3 separate regions of the Homo sapiens genome follow, and all the other regions are linked to region 3. A link is an interaction called in ENCODE POLR2A ChIA-PET data of the cell type or tissue named here. Cell type or tissue: Panc1. All regions are shown on one strand. Region 1 overlaps SBF2 (SET binding factor 2). Region 2 overlaps SBF2 (SET binding factor 2). Region 3 overlaps SBF2 (SET binding factor 2).

Evidence for each region. ChIA-PET counts read pairs that join two places held together with the same protein. Peaks named below come from ENCODE experiments on the same cell type or tissue, not always from the same donor. Only the 100,000 strongest peaks of a DNase experiment are listed, where the experiment ranks them.
Region 1: POLR2A ChIA-PET joins it to region 3 with 8 read pairs; 3 of 35 experiments call an interaction of 5 or more read pairs at or near these places.
Region 2: POLR2A ChIA-PET joins it to region 3 with 7 read pairs; 3 of 35 experiments call an interaction of 5 or more read pairs at or near these places.

The regions. Positions count from the first base shown.
Region 1 is chr11:9,961,460-9,965,459 of GRCh38, reverse strand. SBF2 (SET binding factor 2) reads left to right here. Exons shown (of 40, transcript NM_030962.4): 15 at 1,578-1,687; 16 at 3,354-3,503. Among named protein-coding and RNA genes, the nearest start is that of LINC02709, 200 kb to the right of the region's middle. In Panc1, no CTCF peak of the experiment used is centred here; no DNase peak of the experiment used is centred here; H3K27ac peaks cover 720 bases.
Region 2 is chr11:9,877,291-9,881,290 of GRCh38, reverse strand. The region is part of intron 17 of SBF2 (SET binding factor 2); the gene reads left to right. All of the region lies in intron 1 of LOC101928008 (a long non-coding RNA gene), which reads right to left. Among named protein-coding and RNA genes, the nearest start is that of LINC02709, 120 kb to the right of the region's middle. In Panc1, no CTCF peak of the experiment used is centred here; no DNase peak of the experiment used is centred here; H3K27ac peaks cover 2,250 bases.
Region 3 is chr11:9,807,096-9,811,095 of GRCh38, reverse strand. SBF2 (SET binding factor 2) reads left to right here. Exons shown (of 40, transcript NM_030962.4): 31 at 2,094-2,195; 32 at 2,911-3,096. SBF2-AS1 (SBF2 antisense RNA 1) reads right to left here. Exons shown (of 3, transcript NR_036485.1): 2 at 1,812-3,248; 3 at 1-836. Among named protein-coding and RNA genes, the nearest start is that of LINC02709, 50 kb to the right of the region's middle. In Panc1, no CTCF peak of the experiment used is centred here; no DNase peak of the experiment used is centred here; H3K27ac peaks cover 3,879 bases.

The sequences.
Region 1 (4,000 bases), 150 kb before region 3:
GAAATTAGCCGGGTGTGGTGGCGCATGCCTGTAATCCCAGCTACTTGGGAGGCTGAGGCAGGAGAATCACTTGAACCTGGGAGGCAGCCGAGATCGTGCCATTGCACTCCAGCCTGGGCAATAAGAGTGAAACTCTGTCTCAAAAAAAAAAAAAAAAAAAAAGTTTAAAACATTATTTGACGAATATAGGTTTTGTATTGATGAGATGAAAGGAATGCTAATGAGTAAAATATGATAGTCTTTCTTCTTAGGTATGGGAGAAGGTGAAGGGATTGTGCCTTTAGAATCCAAAGAGTAGCCATAAAATATAAGTAGTCTTTTTGGCTTGAGAACCATTGATACTATTCTCACTTATAAATGGGAGCTAAATAATGTGTACACATGGACATCAAGTGTGGAATAATAAGACGCTGGTGACTCAGAAGGCTGGGAGGGTGGGAAGGGAGTGAGGGATGAGAAATTACTTAATGGCTACAATATACATCATTTTGGTTGATGGATACACTAAAAGCCCAGACTTCACCACTATGCAGTATGTCCATGTGACAAGGCTGCACTTGTACCCCTTAAATTTATGCAAAAAAAAACTATTGATACTACCTCATTTAAACAAATGGCATAGTATAGTTCTTTGTGAAAGTATAAATTTTATATAAATACTACTTTCATTTATATCCTTCTAATATTATTTTAATAAGTTAAATTTATTTAGGTAACTAGCTTAGTAGCCTAGGTAATACACTAGAATTTTCTAACCCTATGGTAAAAGGTGAAAGGTGCTAGGTTTGCATGACTAAAAAGTGACTTTCCTAAGCCAGTGTAACAGTTCATTGATCATGATCGTTTCTCTTTGTTTGCACTACTTTCTTTCAAGTCCCCTCTACTCAAATGTGTAATATCTAATATTTTGTGGAATGTAGTTTTTCTTTGGTAATATCTTAGAAATATTAACAATATTACTAGTTGTAAACAAAGTTTAAAATAGATGTTTGCCTTTGTTTAATATAATTTTACTTTGCAATGTGAATTAGTTTGCATAAAAGTTAAGTGTCTCATTAGAATCTACCCTGTGAAATTATTAATCAGCTAGCCTGATACTTCAACACTGGAACATGTAATCAAAATAATGATATGGAATACTTTCAATGCTCTGTAATAAGGGAAAAAATAAGGTGTAGGTCATATCAACAGTTTTTGTTTGTTTTCTAATAAGAGATGTGGTCTCACTCTGTCACCCAGCTGCAGTTCAGTAGTGCTGTCCTAGCTCACCGCAGACTTGGACTCCTGGGCTCAAGTGATCCTCCGACCTCAGCCTCCCGAGTCACTGGGATTACAGTGCAAGACACCATGCCCGGCTAATTTTTGTATTTTTTGTAGACAAGGGTCTTGCTATGTTGCCCAGGCTTGTCTCAAACCTCTGGGCTCAAGGGATCATCCCACCTCAGCCTCCCAAATTGCTGGGATTACGGGTGTGAGCCTCCACGCCCAACCTACAGTCTTAAAGTAGTAGTCTCTTTGCTTTTGTAATTACCAAAGAAGTTTAATTTATTTGTGCTTTCTTTATATTCTTTTACTAGTTTCGATAATGGACAAGGTGACGACAGTTTTCAACAGTGCACAAAGACTAGAAGTTGTCAGAAACTGTATCTCATTCATATTTGAAAATAAAATTTTGGAAACTGAAAAGGTAATAAAATGTGATCTTTCCCAAGTAAGCATTTATCATTTCCCTTTCAGATTTACGTGCTGAGGTTACCAGCTTCTCTCTTCTTTAATTCTATCCCTTTTCCTAATAAAGTATCCTCTCATTGTTTGGATCATTTTAAATGAATAGTGTCTAAGATTTAAAGCTGTTGGGCCAAGCTTAATTATATGACCACCAGAAATATATTCATAGTAATTTTTTCTGTCAAACTTTTAAACATTGTTCACAAAACACTATTTTGGGATATTACTTAGAAACTTAAAATTTTTTTCATTTTATTTTTATTTTTGGAGCCAGAGTCTTGCTCTGTCACCCAGGCTGGAGTACAGTGACATGATCTTGGCTCACTGCAGCCTCTACGTCCCAAGTTCAAGCGATTCTCCTGCCTCAGCCTCCCAAGTAGCTGGGACTACAGGCACGCACCACTGCGCCCGCCTCATTTTTGTATTTTTAGTAAAGATGGGGTTTCACCATGTTGGCCAGACTGGTCTTGAACTCCTGCCCTCAAGTGATCCAGCCGCCTCAGCCTCCCAAAGTGCTGGGATTACATGTATGAGCCAACATGCTTGGCCAAAACTTAACATTTTAATATAATTTTATGTATTGCAAAGAATCTAGTTAGAATATGTAATGAATTATAGGAACTGTAGTATTGAACTTAAATGTGCCTCCTTAGAGCATGTTTTCTTGCCTTCTTCAATGAAACATGCTGAACATAATGTAACCCTTTCTTACTGACTCATTGTCATAGTTCTGAATATCTATTTTCAGGGGTTGGTTAAAGCATGTAGAAATGTTTACCTTTACACTGACTGACCCAGTGCTCTTTACATTTTGTGCTTTTTGGTTTCTATGTTTTCTTAGAGTTGAAGTCTTTCACTTCTTTTGCTTTCAACTTTCACATCCTATTTCTTATACCCACCTTTAGTGATATCATGCCCTCCTACTTCTTGTTTTCTCCTTTGTTCTGATTTTTTAGCTAAATAAGCTTATTATTATTATATGTGAAGTAAATTAACTAAGTCCTACATGGTGAACTGAAGGAGGCATCTTTATGGATGTGCCTGTTGTAAAGCGAAAAGAGTTTTAATGCATACACCTAGAGATATCTGTTTTTGCAACTCCGAGTCCTTTTTCTTTCCTTTTTTATGATATTTAAATGAGAAGAGATTGTAGAACTTTTCAGTCATAATTTAAAGCTGAATAGTGATTAAGCAGCCAACCAGTTTAAAAGTATGAAATCACTTGTATTTCTTATTGTTTTAATTTTTCTTTCTGTTCTTGCCATGGAAAATTTACTAGTTATAGAAAGGTGTCTTACGTATCTATGGCTTTGACTCATGATCTGAAGCAACAGTCAATTTGGTAACCAAAGTTTTGTTAACTTGAAGAAAAATAGTGAAATTAAATGTTTTTCAATTTATCACATAATTATCTTATATTTCTTGCTGGTTTACATATAAAAATAACCACAAATCTATTTTATAATTGTCTTAATAATAAATCACCTATTCCCTAGGAGTTTAATTTTACTAATAACTATGTTAAATAAATTATAGGATGCGTTTGAATTTTCAGGATGATTGTTTGAAAGTTGTTGTTTCCCCCAGTGGTACCATTTGGTCATTTGTACCTCTCTTGTCCTCAGACCCTTCCTGCTGCACTCAGAGCCCTTAAAGGAAAGGCAGCAAGACAGTGTCTCACTGATGAATTGGGTTTGCATGTCCAGCAAAACCGGGCAATATTAGACCATCAACAGTTTGACTACATAATAAGGATGATGAATTGTACTCTACAGGTAATTTGTAGTTCTTTCAGATTATTCCTCTTATTTGAGAATACTTTTCATTTTTCCAGAATATTTTGTAATTACCAATATATCAGTTCTTGAGCCTACCACAGCTAATAGGATGAAGCGTCAGTATCTCTATCATTTCTGTCAAATACTTTTTTATTACTTGGCATAAATATTAAGAGTTTTTGTTCTTTCTTTGTTTTCTCTTTGAAAATGCTAGATTATTTTACTAGTTCTGTAATATAAGCAAGTTCTTTGAAAATGAAAAGTCATCTTTAAAGCATTCAGTTATATATTACTTAATGTCTATAGTCACATCAGCCCTTTTCAGTCAGTTTTCAGTTGTCCAAGCAGAGGACAATGAATGGTGGATAATCCAAACGATAAATGAATTACTTAATTAAGTATTTAAGTACTTTGTGTTTGTAAAGCACAACAACAAAATTTCCACTTGGCTTCAAAATGTGTGTATGATCTTTCAGAAACAAACTTCCCACAAA
Region 2 (4,000 bases), 70 kb before region 3:
AAAAATGTTCATGGTTATAATTTATCCTTAGGTATCACTGCTGTGCCAAGAGCTTTCTGTCCAAATACAATTCTTACTTTATTTAATCACTCATTCGGTTCATTTAAATATTTTATCTATCATCCTATTTTTGTTGTTGGACTTGAAGAAATGAGATTCTATATCCAAAAATGCCTTTTTATGCTATAAAAGGGCAAAGGAGCACTAGTATCTCTGTGAGTGGCTTGTACATAATCTTAAAACCACCATTGACTCCAGATCTTTTTGTTAAGCACTTGCCAGAGTCTTCTGTAGGCAGTAAAAGGATTAAGGCATGCATTTCTGAGGCTGGATATAAATAAATTATAGGTTTCCTTTTCCTCCTTCTTAAATTTGAAAATCATATTTCTTGTGATCCAAGCCATTGATTAAAATGCTGACAGGGGCAGAATTTTGTAGCAGGCTACTAGACACCCCCTTCTAGGATAGCTGCAATCCATGCAGTCATTAGACAAGGAAAATATGACAGGAAAAGTAATTTGAAATCAAATCACAGAATGTCTAGAATGTCATGTTAAGGAGTTTAGACTAATATTATTCTCTGGTCACTAAGGAGTACGTAATACCATACTCTTGAGTAGGGCAGTGACGTGATTGTTTCAGAAACAAACTAGAGCAGTGTAGAAGATAGGAAGATGAGGGGTTAGAGCAACAGAGGCCACTTAGTAGGCTAGTATAATAGACAAGCACTGATGAGGGTACTTAGAGATCCACATAGAGGTAGCAGAAGTTACAAACCAAATCTACAGGGGCCAAACAAATAACGCAAATGAGTTAGCAGGCCACATGAAGAGCACATGTCCCATCTAAGGGGCAGCCTCTGCTTAGCTTCAGCAGTTGTTGCCATACAGGGATGTAGGAACATTGCTACCACATCTTTAGGCTTTTCAAAAGAAGCGCGAAATTTAGATTGTATGTAAAACCTCTTCAGTTTAAAATGTTGGCTTCATTTTTCAAAAATCCTAGACAGCCAAAACAAAACACATACTCAGCCAGATATAGTTAATAACATGCAAGCTTCACAACCTCCAGCTTTTAGCTTCTGATTGTGAATTGTTGTTGTGTGGTATAGTAAGGAAAAGGCCTGAACTCTGGGGCCACAGAAAGATCTGGATTTGAATCTTGGCTCATCCTGAGATCTTTTTTTTTTTTTTTTTTTTTTTTTTTATGAGACAGAGTCTCACTCATTGTCCAGGCTGGAGTGCAGTGGCACGATCTCATCTCACTGCAACCTCCACATCCCAGGTTCAAGCAATTCTCCTGCCTCAGCCTCCCGAGTAGCTGGGAATACCGGTGTGCACCACCACACCCAGCTAATTTTTGTATTTTTAGTGAAGACGGAGTTTTGCCACATTGGCCAGGGCAGTCTTGAACTCCTGACCTCAAGTGATCCGCCCATCTTGGCCTCCCAAAGTGCTGGGATTACAGACACTAACCACCAAGCCTGGCCTCATCCTGAGATCTGAAACAAATGTTTAACTGTCTGAACTTTTATTCTTCTACTCTAAAATGGTGATAACTAAAGATGAAATTATTCATGTAAAGCACCTAACCTAGTGCCTGGCATATAGTACGTGCACAGCGAATATTTGTTGAATGAAAGACAGGACATGAATTCAACTATAAATTGAATGTCTGCTTCACCAGTCACTGGATATACATTGACAAATAAAACAGACACAGTCCCTATGCTCACCAAGCTTAGCCCAGGTCCTCCAGCTGGCAAATGGCAAAACCGATGATGATGCATGTCAGCATCCTCCACTTTTGGGGTTGGAAGTCACAGGGCATACTTGATTATGTTGGTTTTTAGTGGACTCTAATATTTTCATTTAGGGCAAGGACTTTGTAGCCTGAAGATAGGAATTAGAATACTTTTGATAAGATACAGCCTAATAACATAATTGAGAAAAGAATGGAAAATGCAAAACTCATGACTCGTGAATAACAAAAGCAAAGATTTTAATAACTATGTGTCCCTAAAAAGAACTTTATGAATAGATTATTATTCTAGTTTAATTTTGCTTAGGTGGCACTGTTTCCTTTGTATTAGCCAGCATTGTTAGCATTTTTGAGAAGTCATAGATTTGATGGGGATTTGTGGAGGAGCTGCTAAATTACAGAAGAAATTATTATGGCAGAAAATCAATTATGTGGTGCTATAAATACTTGATTCAGTAACTCAGCAAATTCCCTTTATGTCCAAAGTGCAAACATTTTGTACCTAAGTCAAAAGGTCTGTTTTTAATTTCTGCAGCTTTGCAGTTGTTCCTCTTTGTCACTGATAGATTTTTACATGATAAGAGAGACGTAAAGATAAAGAGGGGTCACTTTCAGAGGGAGTTTTAAGTGTTGGGGAGATGAAAGCATGAGCTTAACCCTCGGTCATAGGCATGTTTCAGTACTGATAGCAGGAGATTACCTGGAAGAAGTCAGAGAGCCATCTTGAATGACTGTGGAGTTAGCTGGTTTTATTATACTCTTGGGTGACATTTCCAGCTAATAAAATTAGAATTAAAATTATAATCTTAGAAGCAAGCCTCTGGGAAATATGTAATTAACCTTTTGGAATTTAACAAGCATTGTGTGTACCTCCAGTACCTATATTTAAGATGCTTTAACCTAGCATTTGAATTGATGCCAAGATGTGCAAGACATGGTCTCTGCCCTCAAAGGCTATTAAGAGACAGACTATATGTACACAGATTTTTTTAAATTATTTAGGTTTAATTCATAAAAACCCTAGAAGAAAACCTAGGCAATACCATTCAGGCCATTGGCATGGGCAAGGACTTCATGACTAAAACACCAAAAGCAATGGCAACAAAAGCCAAAATAGACAAATGGGATCTAATTAAACTAAAGAGGTTCTGCACGGCAGAAGAAACTACCATCAGAGTGAACAGGCAACCTACGGAATGGGAGGAAATTTTTGCAATCTGCTCATCTGACAAAGGACTAATATCCAGAATCCACAAAGAACTTAAAGAAATTTACGAGAAAAAAACAACCCCATCAAAAAGTGGGCAAAGGATATGAACAGACACTTCTCAAAAGAAGACATTTATGCAGCCAACAGACACATGAAAAAATGCTCATCATCATTGGTCATCAGAGAAATGCAAATCAAAACCACAATGAGATACCATCTCATGCCAGTTAGAATGGCGGTCATTAAAAAGTCAGGAAACAACAGATGCTGGAGCGGATGTGGAGAAATAGGAATGCTTTTACACTGTTGGTGGGAGTGTAAATGAGTTCAACCATTGTGGAAGACAGTGTGGTGATTCCTTAGGGATCTAGAACTAGAAATACCATTTGACCCAGTGATCCCATTACTGGGTATATACCCAAAGGATTATAAATCATGCTGCTATAAAGACACATGCACACGTAAATTTATTGTGGCACTATACACAATAGCAAAGACTTGAAACCAACCCAAATGTCCATCAATGATAGGTTGGATTAAGAAAATGTGGCACATAAACACCATGGAATACTGTGCAGCCATAAAAAAGGATGCGTTCATGTCATTTGCAGGGACATGGATGAAGCTGGAAACCATCATTCTCAGCAAACTATCGCAAGAGCAGAAAACCAAACACCGCATGTTCTCACTCATAGGTGAGGATTGAACAGTGAAAACACTTGGACACAGGGCAGGGAACGTCACACACTGGGGCCTGTCGGGGGGTTGGGGATTGGGGTAGGGATAGCATTAGGAGAAATACCTGATGTAAATGACGAGTTGATGGGTGCAGCAAACCAACATGGCACATGTATACCTGGGTAACAAACCTGCACATTGTGCACATGTACCCTAGAACTTAAAGTATAATTTTAAAAAATTATTTAGGTTTAATTAATGATTTCATGTTTAGTTTTTAAAACCTAATTGTTGGCATTTTAAAAATATTATCTCTTAATGAGCATACAAAAATAGGAACAACACAGGAAC
Region 3 (4,000 bases):
TTCCATTCCTGTGTTAGTTTGCTTCAGCTGTGTTACTGCAAAGGACATAAGCTCATTCTTTTTATGGCTGTGTAGTATTCCATGGTGTATATGTACCATATTTTCTTTATCCAGTCTACCGTTGATGGGCATATAGGTTGACTCCATGTCTTTGCTATTGTGAATAGTACAGCACTGAACATGTGTGTGCATGTGACTTTATGGTAGAACAATTTATATTCCTTTGGGTATATACTCAGTAATGGGATTGCTAGGTCAAATGGTAATTCTGTTTTAAGTTATTTGAGAAATCACCAAACTACTTTCTACAATGGCTGAACTAATTTACATTCCCACCAGAAATGTATATACATTCCCTTTTCTCCACAGGCTCGCCAGCATCTGTTATTTTTTGACTTTTTAATAATAGCCATTTCTTAGAACAAATTCTGAGCCCAAAAGAATTCAGGCCTGGTGATAGCTATGTTGTAGAAACAGTTACATGAGGAGCTTCTCATTACTGAGTAGGGCATTTGCCTTATTCCTGTGTTTAAAGTAGCCTAGCTCTGTTTAAGAGATGGGTTTTTTCATTTTTGTTCTTGTTCAGAGTTGGATTCAAATTGCAAATTATGTCTGATGATCATTAAAATATTTTTTAAAATTACAATGTTATACATCTGGTTTTAAAATCTATATACTATTCTCATACCTTAATTGTTTATTAAGGACTTTGAGCCAATTGATGTGGCTTTAAAAACTTAGCACAAATATATTGAAAGTTTTTTTCTCATTTAGTACACAGTATAGACAAATAGGAGTATCTTTTTTATTTTTATTTTTCGAGACAGGGTCTTGCTCTGTCACCCAGGCTAGAGTGCAGTGGCACAATCACAGCTCACTGCAGCCTCGATCTCCCAGGTTCAAGCGATCCTCCTACCTCAGCCTCCTGAGTAGCTGGGATTACAGGCAGATGCCACCACGCCTGGCTGGTTTTTGTATGTTTTGTAGAGATGGGGTTTTGCCATGTTGCCCAGGTGGTCTCAAACTCCTGAGCTCAAGCACTACTCCTGCTTCAACCTCCCAAAGTGCTGGGATTACAGGCGTTGAGCCACCACACCCAGCCAGGAGTTTCTTTTTTAACATATAATTCACTTACCATAAAATTTATCCTTATGATAAAGGTGCACAACTCAACGCTTTTTGGTATGTCCACAACATTGTGTAACTATCACCACTATCTAATTCCCAAAAAATTAAGAATACCTGAAATAGGCCAGGCGTGGTGGTTCACGCCTGTAATGCTAGCACTTTGGGAGGCTGAGGCAGGTGGATTACCTGAGGTCAGGAGTTCAAGACTAGCCTGGCCAACATGGTGAAACCTCGTCTCTACTAAAAATACAAAAAATTAGCCGGGTGCACTGGTATGCACCTGTAATCCAAGCTACTCGGGAGGCTGAGGCAGGAGAATCGCTTGAACCCGGGGGGCAGAGGTTGTGGTTAGCCAGGATTGCATCACTGCACTCCAGCCTGGGTGACAGAGCGAGACTTTGTCTCAAAAAAAAAAAAAAAAAATGTCTGAAACAAAACTTACTACATCATGGAAAAACAAATTTTAAATCCAATAAAATTCATCTGAATTTCCGTCTTTTGTTGGGAAGTCCACATAGAATCTCTGTTTTTTGTACTCTATGGAATTATAGCTCACCTACTTTTGGGGGAATCATGTAAGGTAATTTTATTTCATTATGTATTACTAGAATGTATTGTTTTAAAATGTGTCTACTTTTTTGAAGTGTCATTTTGTTGTTGTTTTCATTGAGATGGGGTCTTACTATGTTGCCCAGGCTGGTCTCGAACTCCGAACCTCAAATGACCTGCCCGGCTCGGCCTCCCAAAGTGCTGGGATTATGGGCATGAGTCATTGCATCCAGTCAAAAGTGTCATTGTTTAATCTTGATTTGAAAGAACTTTAGGTATTTAAAACATTATGTGGTTCTTTTGTGCAAGCGCTTTATCCCTAAGTCGTTTGATTATCCAGGGTTGAAAGCAACTCTCTCTGACTTCTGCACTCAGAAAGCGCTTGGTCTAATTGTGTTCTCCTTCCTGTCTCTTAGCTTCACAGGATAATGCAGCTGGCTGTGGTTGTATCAGAAGTACTTGAGAATGGTTCCTCAGTTTTGGTCTGTTTGGAGGAAGGCTGGGACATCACTGCACAAGTAAACTATTAGACATATTTTTTGATATTTTATATTTATATTTCCATTTGGTCATTTTTAAATTCTTCAGATGACTCTTTTGTATAATGACTAATGTGTTTATGGACAGAGAAAGTCCTGTGTTAAACAGCACCTGGTATCCATCAGAAAACTCCGTACCATGAGCTCTTAGCCCCTACGCAGCCTGGAGCTCTGGCTCCGGGCATCAAGCTCTCCCATCCACAGATGTACCATGCAGGCTTGCGGATGGAGCCCTTGACCAGCAGTGTGAGGCGTGGACCATCCTTCCTGGGTTTTGTCAGTCCATCCCCTGGCTCTCTATAAGCCCCGCCTTAACTCACTCCAGAGTGAAAAGTGTGAGTTCAGACTACATTAAGACATTAATCTGCATCTGCCAAAAAGTAGAATTGATTTTAACTGATCCTCTGGCCTCTGATTAACTTAGGAAAAGGTTGCTGTCAGCAAACTGGCCAGTTAAGGATTAAAGTCTCAATTCCCTGAAAGTAAACTTGTAGCCAAAATGAATTTGAGCTTTAGTTTTTACTGGCAAGTTTACAAAATTAATTTTATTGGCCATCCTGGAATGGTTAGTGAACAAATTTGCTGTCCAGGTAAATTTGTGAATTAGCTATCATCAGAAGGAAGTGCTTTTATCTTAGTAATAGGCCTTTTTCAGAACTAAAATTAATGACAATCCATCCTGCTTATGCCCTAGGTGACATCCCTGGTTCAGTTACTCAGTGATCCCTTTTATAGGACACTTGAAGGCTTCCAGATGTTGGTTGAAAAAGAGTGGCTCTCTTTTGGTCACAAATTCAGTCAGAGGAGCAGCTTGACCCTCAACTGTCAGGGGAGTGGTTTTGCTCCAGTCTTCTTACAGTTCTTAGACTGTGTACACCAGGTAAGTAGAGCAAGCTTGAGTTGACTTGATATGAAGGAAAGAACACAACATACTAGCATTGATGGAGCATTGCGATGGTGTGCCCGGTACCTTCCTGTCATAACTCTGATTAACTCAGCCACAGGACATGCTGAAATCTTAGCAGTAGACTCCTAGGAATGGAAAAGAAAAAAAATTAGTTGGTTTCTGAAACTAGGACAGCTAAGCTGGCTGTTGGGCTTGCCCCAAGTGAAGTAGCCAGCACTCTAAATGACCATCTTCAAAGAAGAGAAGCAAACTTGGGCTTATTACCTAAGAACAAAATCTCTAGGTAATACGGGTCCTGAAATCGAGCACATGGTCTGCCCAGTTTGGGAGGACCCCAGCTTGTGCCTGGGAACATAAGAGGTAAAGCCTAACCCCTGGAGAAATAATCAGGGCCCAGCCAGACAGGCATACAGGCTTGAGAACACTGGTCACTTCTACCACATGGAGAAACTGTGGTACATATATACCATGGAATACTATGCAGCCATACAAAAGAATGAAATCATGTCTTTTGCAATGACATGGATATAGCTGGAGGCCATTATCCTAAGCAAATTGATGCAGAAGCAGAAAACCAAATACCTCATGTTCTCACTTATAAGTGGGAGCCCAGGTATATCCATTCAAATGCAGTGAGGGTAGGGGAGATGTGACTGCTCTAGGCTCCCTCCTGCCTTCATCGCAGGCACATCAGATACAGACCTCTGGATGGGGCCTTGGTCAGGATTGGGTTTGAGAATTGGATGGCACTGAGCTTGCAAGTTGAAGACTGAATTGGCCTAGGAAAAGCAGGCCTATTTCCAGCTTTCATTTGACCACAATCCCAGGGTTGGATGAATGGGTTCTGGCATGTCAAACATTTGTGGGAATGGTGAGC